Regions from separate parts of the Mus musculus genome. Here region 2 is linked to region 1. The links are chromatin contacts, found by Hi-C or POLR2A ChIA-PET in ENCODE. All regions are on one chromosome and are shown on one strand. The core of a region is the stretch at or near the end of the contact, and the rest is flanking DNA. Distances in the headings are between cores, read along the strand shown. Region 1 overlaps Ell (elongation factor RNA polymerase II). Region 2 holds the start of Pgpep1 (pyroglutamyl-peptidase I).

Region 1 (4,030 bases), core at 672-3,171:
GGAGAGAGGCAGTCCTCATCAATGTTCCATGTGCATCACACTCAAGAGAGCTGAGGCTCAGGCAGCTCAGCAGGGCAGAAGCGCCCTCCAGAGGGCCCAGAGTAGTAGGATCTACAAAGATCAGGCCTACAGCAGCCAGACACACTTCCTCCTTCCTTTGGCAACAGCCTTCTTCCTGGCTTAAGTTCAAGGGCAGGAAGCAGCTTTGCTGAACACTCCTTGCCCTTGGCCATGAGGGCAACCCAGGAGCCAGATGGCAGGAGTTGACTCTCACTGTAGTCTATGACAACAAGTCTATGCCCATGATGGTGAGACGTCATGGCAAAACTGTGAGACAATGGCCAAAGCTATTGACACTACTAAGTGCCAGCTAGGACACAATGGAACTCTCAGCACCACTGTGCAAATGTGGCATCACCACTGCCACAGGTGAAGTCTCCTTAAGATGCTACCTTGAGGTCCCAAAAGTTCACTCCTCTACACAGCCTCAGGGGAGTGGAGGTCACAGAAAGAAGGCAATGGCACACACCTACTCCTCACACTCAGGAGGCAGAGGCAGGGTATGGGAAACTTAAGGCAAGGCCTCTGTACATCAGAGGCCAGCCTGGCTATATGCTATCTCCAACAATGCCTCAAGCAGAATGGAGTAAAAGCACTGGCCAGACCAGGAAGGTGGCTCCTAGGAACATGGATGAAAACACAGACACAGCGATGTACATCTGGAATCCCAGCACTCCTGTGGCCAAAAAAGTACAGACAGGAGTGTGTGCCTGGAGAACAGGATCGATTGCCTCTGAGGGACAGAGCCAACCACTCCAGAAGGGGCTCTTCTCTGCTCTGTTCTGAGACAGAGGTTCACTGTGCAATGCTGACTGACCTGGAACTCAAGACCAGGTGAGCTCCAAACCTGATGATTGCTGGGATTAAAGGCACGTGTTAAAAGTGGAAAAACAAAGATGTCCATGGTTTTTCAAATCATGTGGGTACATGTGTTTCCGGGGTTGATGGAGCACATGAATGAACTGTTTTATCATATAATGGGATAGATGGACCCTAATGGTACAGACCCAGCATCCTCAGTACCTTGAAGGGGAAAGGCCACCCTAGGCTACAAAGAAGGACCCTGTCTCAAAAATACCCAAACAAAGGCTGGAGATATGGCTCAGAGGTTAAGAACACTGGCTGCTCTTCCGAGGTCCTGAGTTCAATTCCCAGCAATGGTGGCTCACAACCATTTGTGATGATATCTGGTGCCCTCTTCTGGCCTGCAGGCAGAACACTTTATACATAACAAATAAAACTTAAAAAAAAAAAAAAAAACGAAACAAGAGGCTGGAGAGGTCCAACAGTTAGGAACACTTACTGCTCTTGCAGAAGACCCGGGTTCCATTCCCAGTACATACATGATGCTTATAACCATCTATGGCCCCAGTTCTGGGAGATCCAATGCCCCTTCTGAGCTCTGAAGGCACCAGGCACATGGTGTGGACATAGACTCAGGCACACATACATCAAATTAAATAAACATTAAATAACAAAAGGGACATGCCACAGGTGGAAACGCAAAACTGTCATCCCAGCACTCCAGAGGAGGTAGAGATGTGAGTTCAAGGCATCTTCCACAAAACAGACTTCAGGACTGGGCTAGGTGAGCCTGTTTCAAAAGCAATCAGCTGCCTCAGGGCATGGGGACTGAGAAGGAACAGAGGGTAGGCATGGGAGAGTGGAAGAACTGTGCACGGTGCTGTACCAAAGGCTCAGAACTCACCAGACCTCACACAAACAATGCACATACGAGCTTGTTTGTTTGGACATGAATAGTTCCCACAAGTTCAGTGTTTGAACACTCTGTCCCTGCAGGTGGTGCTGTGTTAAAGGTGGCATCACCAAAGGGTGGGGCCTAGCTGGGGAAGGGGAAAAATGTGGGCAGGCTTTCCTGTTCCTGGCCCCACTGGCAGTCTGAGATGTTTTTATCTGTTGTCGGAGTATGTCCAGCCACAGTTCCTGCTACCACACATCAAACCGCTTTAGCCATAAGATTCAAGGGACAAAAGCAGCACATGAGTCCCTGTCCTGTGTCCTGCCATAGTGGCAGAAGAGTAAGCTGGGCAGGGACTGAGGCAGGGTGGGGATGCTATGAGAAGCCTTAGCACATGGGGCAGACTGGCAGCAGCAAGTGAGCAGGTTCTGCACTTCCACAAGGCTCTGTACAGCATGTTCATGGTGGGCTCCAGCAATGAATCTGGCTGTGCCCAGCCTTCAGGGAGAGTGTACCTAAAACTAACAGAATAAGCCAGGCACAGCAGAGCAGCCTTTATCCCAGCACTCAAGGCAGAGGTAAGTGGATTTTTCTGTGTTTGAAGCTAGCCTGATCTACATATCGAGCTCCATGCCAACCAGAACTGTACAGTGAGACCCAATCTCAGAAAATAAGCTAAACACAATAAACTAGCAGAGGAAATTTCAAGAGAGCAGAGCACCAGGCTTTGGAATGATCCCTATCCACTGCTCTTAGTCAGACTACAAGCAGAGAATAGACCAGGAAGATGTGGACAATGTACACTGTGGGGAGGTAAAGAGCAAATTGAAAGTGGACAAGGTGGCTGTGCAAAGCACAGAGGGGCTGTAATTGCTCAGAGCTCAATGGGAATCTGACATGGACCTGGTTCTAACATAACAGGAAAATGTCTTGCAGGCAGGCTCCACTCCTCAGACTCAAGGTGAGAGACCAAGACCCTTTGGAAAACATTCCTTTGAGAATCTGAAGAGACAGCCAAATGCAAAGATGCTCTACTGTAACATGACCACCTGGGTATATGTCCTTCAGGTTCAGCTGAGCAAACAGAGCTGCTGCAGCCACAGCTCAGGGCTGTGACAACACTTTGAGATGGCAGCAGAACCCACACTGGCTCTATGTGCTAACTTCACAGGCATGCAGGATGCAGCAGTGGCAGGGTCATAAAGACTCAGACCAAGGTTCCAGAATTAAAGTGTGAGAGTCAGGTAACATGGACCCAGGCTGCATGTTACATGGAGGTCCTGAAGGCACAGAGAGAGGAAGGTGAAACATCAGTTGTAATGGAGACAAGGGGATGCCATGATGGCCAGGAACATGGGATGCTGTGCTGATTCAGGTTTTTGTCAACCTGACATAAGCCAGAGTAATCTGGAAAGGGGGAGTATCATCTGAGGCGTCATCTCCGTCAGAACGGCCAGCAGGCAAGTCTCGAGGAGGGCATTTTCTTGATTAATAATTCCTGTGGGCAGTGCCAGCAGGTGTGCAGGAGAGCAGGCAGAGCAAGCCAGTAAATAAGCAGTATTCCTGCCAGACAGTGGTGGCGCACACCTTTAATCCCAGGAAAAAAAAAAAAAAGCATTCCTCCTCCATGGCCTCTGCTTAGGCTCCTGCCTTAATGTCCTGCCCTGAATTCCCTTGATAATGGACTACAACTATAAGCTAAAATAAACTCTTTTCTCCCCAAGTAGCTCTTGGTCAGTGTTTTACCACAGCAACAGAATGAGCTCTAAGACCGATACCCAGCAAGGAAAGTTGTGGGCACAAAGCAGAGCAGGCACAAGAGAGGTTCCACTCGCCACAGGCCAAGGAGCTACCCAAGACTTCAAATGTTGCTGCTGTGAGCCCAAGATGCCCACCCAGAGACATGATTCCAGTTTCCTGTGCCTCACTGGGTTGTGGTCTTGCTTGGTCGTCTCTCATGAACATACTGGCTCTTTTTTTTAAATGTTGTAATTATATTTATGTACAGAAAACTTACATTTAACCCAGTTTAGTGGCGAGTTCTTTAGCCTTTGCCTTTTCCAGCTTGGCAATGCGAGCCACAGACTTAGGACCCAGGACGCTGCCTCCCCAGTGGCGACAACAATCATCATATCTGTCATTATAATTGGTCCTAATAGCTCCCACCAGCTTAGCCAGAGCACCCTTGTCTTCTGAGTTAACCTGTGTGAAGGCCACAGTGGTGCATGTCTTCCTGTGGACCAGGCACCCCAGACTGGCCCTTCCGTTGAT
Region 2 (3,760 bases), core at 887-3,386, 100 kb before region 1:
AATGAGTTCAACCTGGGCTATGGGAAGATTTCTAGCAGTTAAGTAAATGCTGGATTTCCTCAGGATCTTGGAAATTATTTCCCATCTACCAAAAGGAGTCATTTCTTACTCTTACTTCAGGCAGAAGGAACATATGGCTACCAGTGGTGCCTATCAGCAGACCAAAGCACATGCTGGCCTCCAGGCTCCCTTAGTGTCTCAAGTAACTGTCTCTCAATTCACAGTTCTCGCTAGCCCTTCCTGTCTTCTTCCCCAGCCTAAACTCAGTCCAATGAGGGCCCCCATCTACTCATTCTCCTAATTACCCTGCATGTGCTCTTGCTCTCTCTCTCTCTCTCTCTCTCTCTCTCTCTCTCTCTCTCTCTCTCTCTCTCCTATTGCCCCTCCCCCAACATACTATGGATCCGTTTGTCTGTTTATATGCTATGCAGTCAGAGGAAGGGTTCTTGGCTGTGCATGGGAGCCAGTGTTCCCCCAGTGTCCCGGAACATGGAGGGTCATAACTGCTTGGAACAAGATGCTTGTGGCTCAGTAAGGCCCCACCCTGCCTCTGCAGACACAGATAGGGGGCTCTGTTTTCTCCTGGTGTTTTTGCAGAAATCACAATAGAGGATTACAGGGTAGGCAGGGGATGTCCCAGGTACCCAAATGGTGGTTGGGCACCAGGTCAAACACCAGCCTTCAGCAAAAGGCTGCCTTGACAGGCTAACCCTAAAGCAGCTGAAGTGACACACACCATAGTAACAAATAAGATTTTTTAAAGCCGAGCGTGGTAGCGTATGCCTTTAATCCCAGCACTCAGGAGGCAGAGGCAGGCAGATCTCTGAGTTCGAGGCCAGCCTGGTCTACAAAGTGAGTTCCAGGACAGCCAGGGCTATACAGAGAAACCCTGTCTCGAAAACACCAAAAAAAAAAAAAAAAAAAAAAAAAGATTTTTAAAAATATGAAACATTAGAAAAATGGGACCTCCTTAAGATGAGCCTAAACGATGTCCAGGTAGGGGATGGAAAAACAGCGTCCTTAAAAGGAGATGACAGTCGGAGAAGGACTGCAGGAGGAGGAAGTCTGGGCAGTGAACAGCTAGATGTGCAGGTGAGCAAAGGCTCTGGGGTAATAAGGTGCAACCTGGAGCCAAGGAAAGGAAGTATTCCAGTTAGCCATGTTGGCAGAGAGTCAAAGCTCTTCCTCCTGCGCCCCTCCCTCAGCTTTCTGCTGAAGTGACACTTCTGTCTTCCTCAGAGCCATGCCTCGGTGTCCTTGTTTGTAAACTGTGATGAGTGAACACAATCAAATTGTTCCCCCGCCCTATGTCTTACAGGAAGAGAAACTGAGACTGAGAAGGTTGGAGCGGAGCACACTCCCATTGCCCACTTACGTGTTGGAGGCACGTTTAAAATTCAAGTAGGGGGAGGGTCCTGGCAGCGAATAGGCGTGGCCAGGCAGGGGGACCAGGGGAGATGGCCTGGGCTGGTCGATACTTGGGGCGGGGCATGGCTCCAGGTACCTTGTGAGCCCTGCGGCCACAGGGAACCTGGCGGTGGTAGACTGGGGGCGGAGCCTAGATGGAGACCCGGTATGCATGCCCAGCTCAGTGTTTTCAGTGGCATAAAGGGAAGGGGGGTCGGGGTCGTTGCCCTAGGTGGGTTCAGGGCGGAGTAGATTTTAGAAGGAAGAAGTTTCAGAGAGCATGGCCTGAGCCAGGGATGTCATGGGTCGCGGGTGTGAACGTGGACTGCGGCCTGGCCGAGGGGCATTGGAAGGATCTGCACTTGCGTGGGAGTAGGCGGAGGTACATGACCTGGGCCCAGTTGTTTTAAGGATGGGTTTGGGAGTGTCTTGGGAGCTTGGGACCTGGCTGGAGCGTGACCCCGACCTGAGAGTTTGGAAAGCTCCAGGCGTGTGATTCTTGGGGGCGTGGTGGGTCCCTTACAGGACCTGGAGGAGGGTCTTTGGAAGACTGGGGGCGGGGTTGGCTAGGGGTGTGGTTTCTAGGAGGCGTGGCCTAGGAATGGCCTGGCCCGGGCGTTGGGGTCCAGGGTGTAGTGGTGCGCTTGGGGCTCGGCGGAACCCGGGGGGCCGCGCAGGGGAGCGTACAGCTGGTCGGGGGCGTGTCCGGGGCGTGTCCGCGCAGGCCCAGCGTTAGGGGGCGGGGCCGAGCGGCCGGGCGGGGCTCGGGGGTCCGTGTCCGCTCCAGTCCCTACAGCCAGGATCCTAGAGAGTGCATTCCACCATGGAGCAGCCGCGGAAGGCGGTAGTGGTAACCGGTAGGTGCATCTGGACCGGGGCGGCGGGGCAAGTGTTCGCGGTTGCCAGAGGTTTGCAGTTGTCGCCGCCCGCGATAGCACCGTTCGGTCCTGGTAACCTGGAAAGTCCGGGGTCACGCGGCCGGGAGTTCGGAGTGCGCGGGGACTAGGGTGCAGACAGGTCACCTCGCGTACTGCAGTCCCTCCCTGCCTCTTCAGAGCTCTGGCATGTCCCCACCCGCTGACCCCGGGGACAAAGGCGGGTTTACGGCCAGGAAAAGTCCCAGTGACATACGATCCGCTCAGCTTCTGCTCCTGGCACCTTGTATTGTTGGAGGGGCCTGCAACCCGGTTTGGGGCAGGTGTTGGGCCTGGAGTCAACCTGACCCCGGAATGACCCAGGGACTCTAGAGACCAGCTCCTACTGTCACCAGCACCCCCGGAAGCCAACTGTTCTTATTTCCAGGCCTTGGAGGAGGGCACTCGGGTTAGCCTCTGCCCTGAGAGGCCACAGGGAGTGAGCCAGGAAAAACTCCCACTCCTACAGGTGTTTTATAACTGAGAAAGGTTGGGACTTTCTCCCTGCTGTTCCCTGCAGTACAAGTGTGAACGACAGTGTCCCTGATCCATTGGAGCATTCTGGGGGTGGGGGTGTTTATTTGGTTGGTTGGTTTATTAAGATAGAGTCTCATTCTGTTGCACTATCCTGCTGACCTGGAACTTAACTCTGTGACCAAGGCTGGCTACAAACCCAGGGTGATGATTTAGCTTCAAACTTCCAAATGATAGGGTGAGCAGCATGTGCCACCATGATGAGATGCCCCAAGATGTGTCCTCTACCTGCTGTCCTGAGGTATGGTGGCTCTCTCTTAACCTCTTAACACTGGCAGCAGGCTCTTACCACCTGAGTTACACTAACCCAGGTTCTTAGATGTGTGTGTGTGTGTGTGTGTGTGTGTGTGTGTGTGTGTGTAGAGGTTAACCTTGGGTGTCATTACTCAGGCTCCATCCACCTCTGTTTTGAGAAAGTGTCTCAATTTAGGACGCATTCAGAGGTAGCATTTTTCAACCTGTGAGTCACGACCCCTTTGTGGGCCAATTGACCCTTTCACAAGGGTCACCTCAGATTGTGGGGAAACACAGATTTTTATATTATGATTCATAACAATAGCAAAATTACAGTTATGAAGTAGCAAAAGAGAGAAAGAAAGAGAGGATGGCAGCATTAGGAAGGCTGAGAACCCCTGCTCTAGAGCTTGCCAGTTAGGCTAGACTAACTGGCCATAGCGCCCCAGACTGCCTGTCTCTGCTTCCTCAGCCCTGGGAATACAAGTTTGTGCCTCCTCACCTCCGGTATATGGTGCTGGAGAGCTGAACTCGGGCCCTGTGTGGCAACTGACTGAGGTATCTTTCCAGCTGTATTTATTTATTTTGAAGCAGGGTCTCATGTAGCCTGGACTGGCCTGAAACAGTCTTGGAGTCTGGGTCTGCACCATGGCACCCAGAGGCCAGTGGGC

What was found. A loop is a pair of places that touch in the nucleus more often than their neighbours do. ChIA-PET counts read pairs that join two places held with the same protein, here RNA polymerase II (POLR2A).
Region 2: a map of T-helper 17 cell shows a loop between it and region 1 (2.0-fold over the local background). The contact joins the promoter of Pgpep1 here to the enhancer-like site in region 1. A Hi-C loop is called at or near these places in 1 of 37 maps with a recorded cell type or tissue (T-helper 17 cell). POLR2A ChIA-PET finds 5 or more read pairs at or near these places in 2 of 5 experiments (Patski and embryonic stem cell).

The regions. Positions count from the first base shown.
Region 1 is chr8:70,556,397-70,560,426 of GRCm38, reverse strand. The region is part of intron 1 of Ell (elongation factor RNA polymerase II); the gene reads right to left. Among named protein-coding and RNA genes, the nearest start is that of Ell, 19 kb to the right of the region's middle. Within about 2 kb of position 1,921, at least 1 of the 3 ENCODE cell types and tissues checked has a DNase peak (open chromatin) inside an H3K27ac peak, as active enhancers do.
Region 2 is chr8:70,658,114-70,661,873 of GRCm38, reverse strand. Pgpep1 (pyroglutamyl-peptidase I) reads left to right here and starts at 2,136. Exons shown (of 5, transcript NM_023217.4): 1 at 2,136-2,264. The coding sequence starts at 2,231.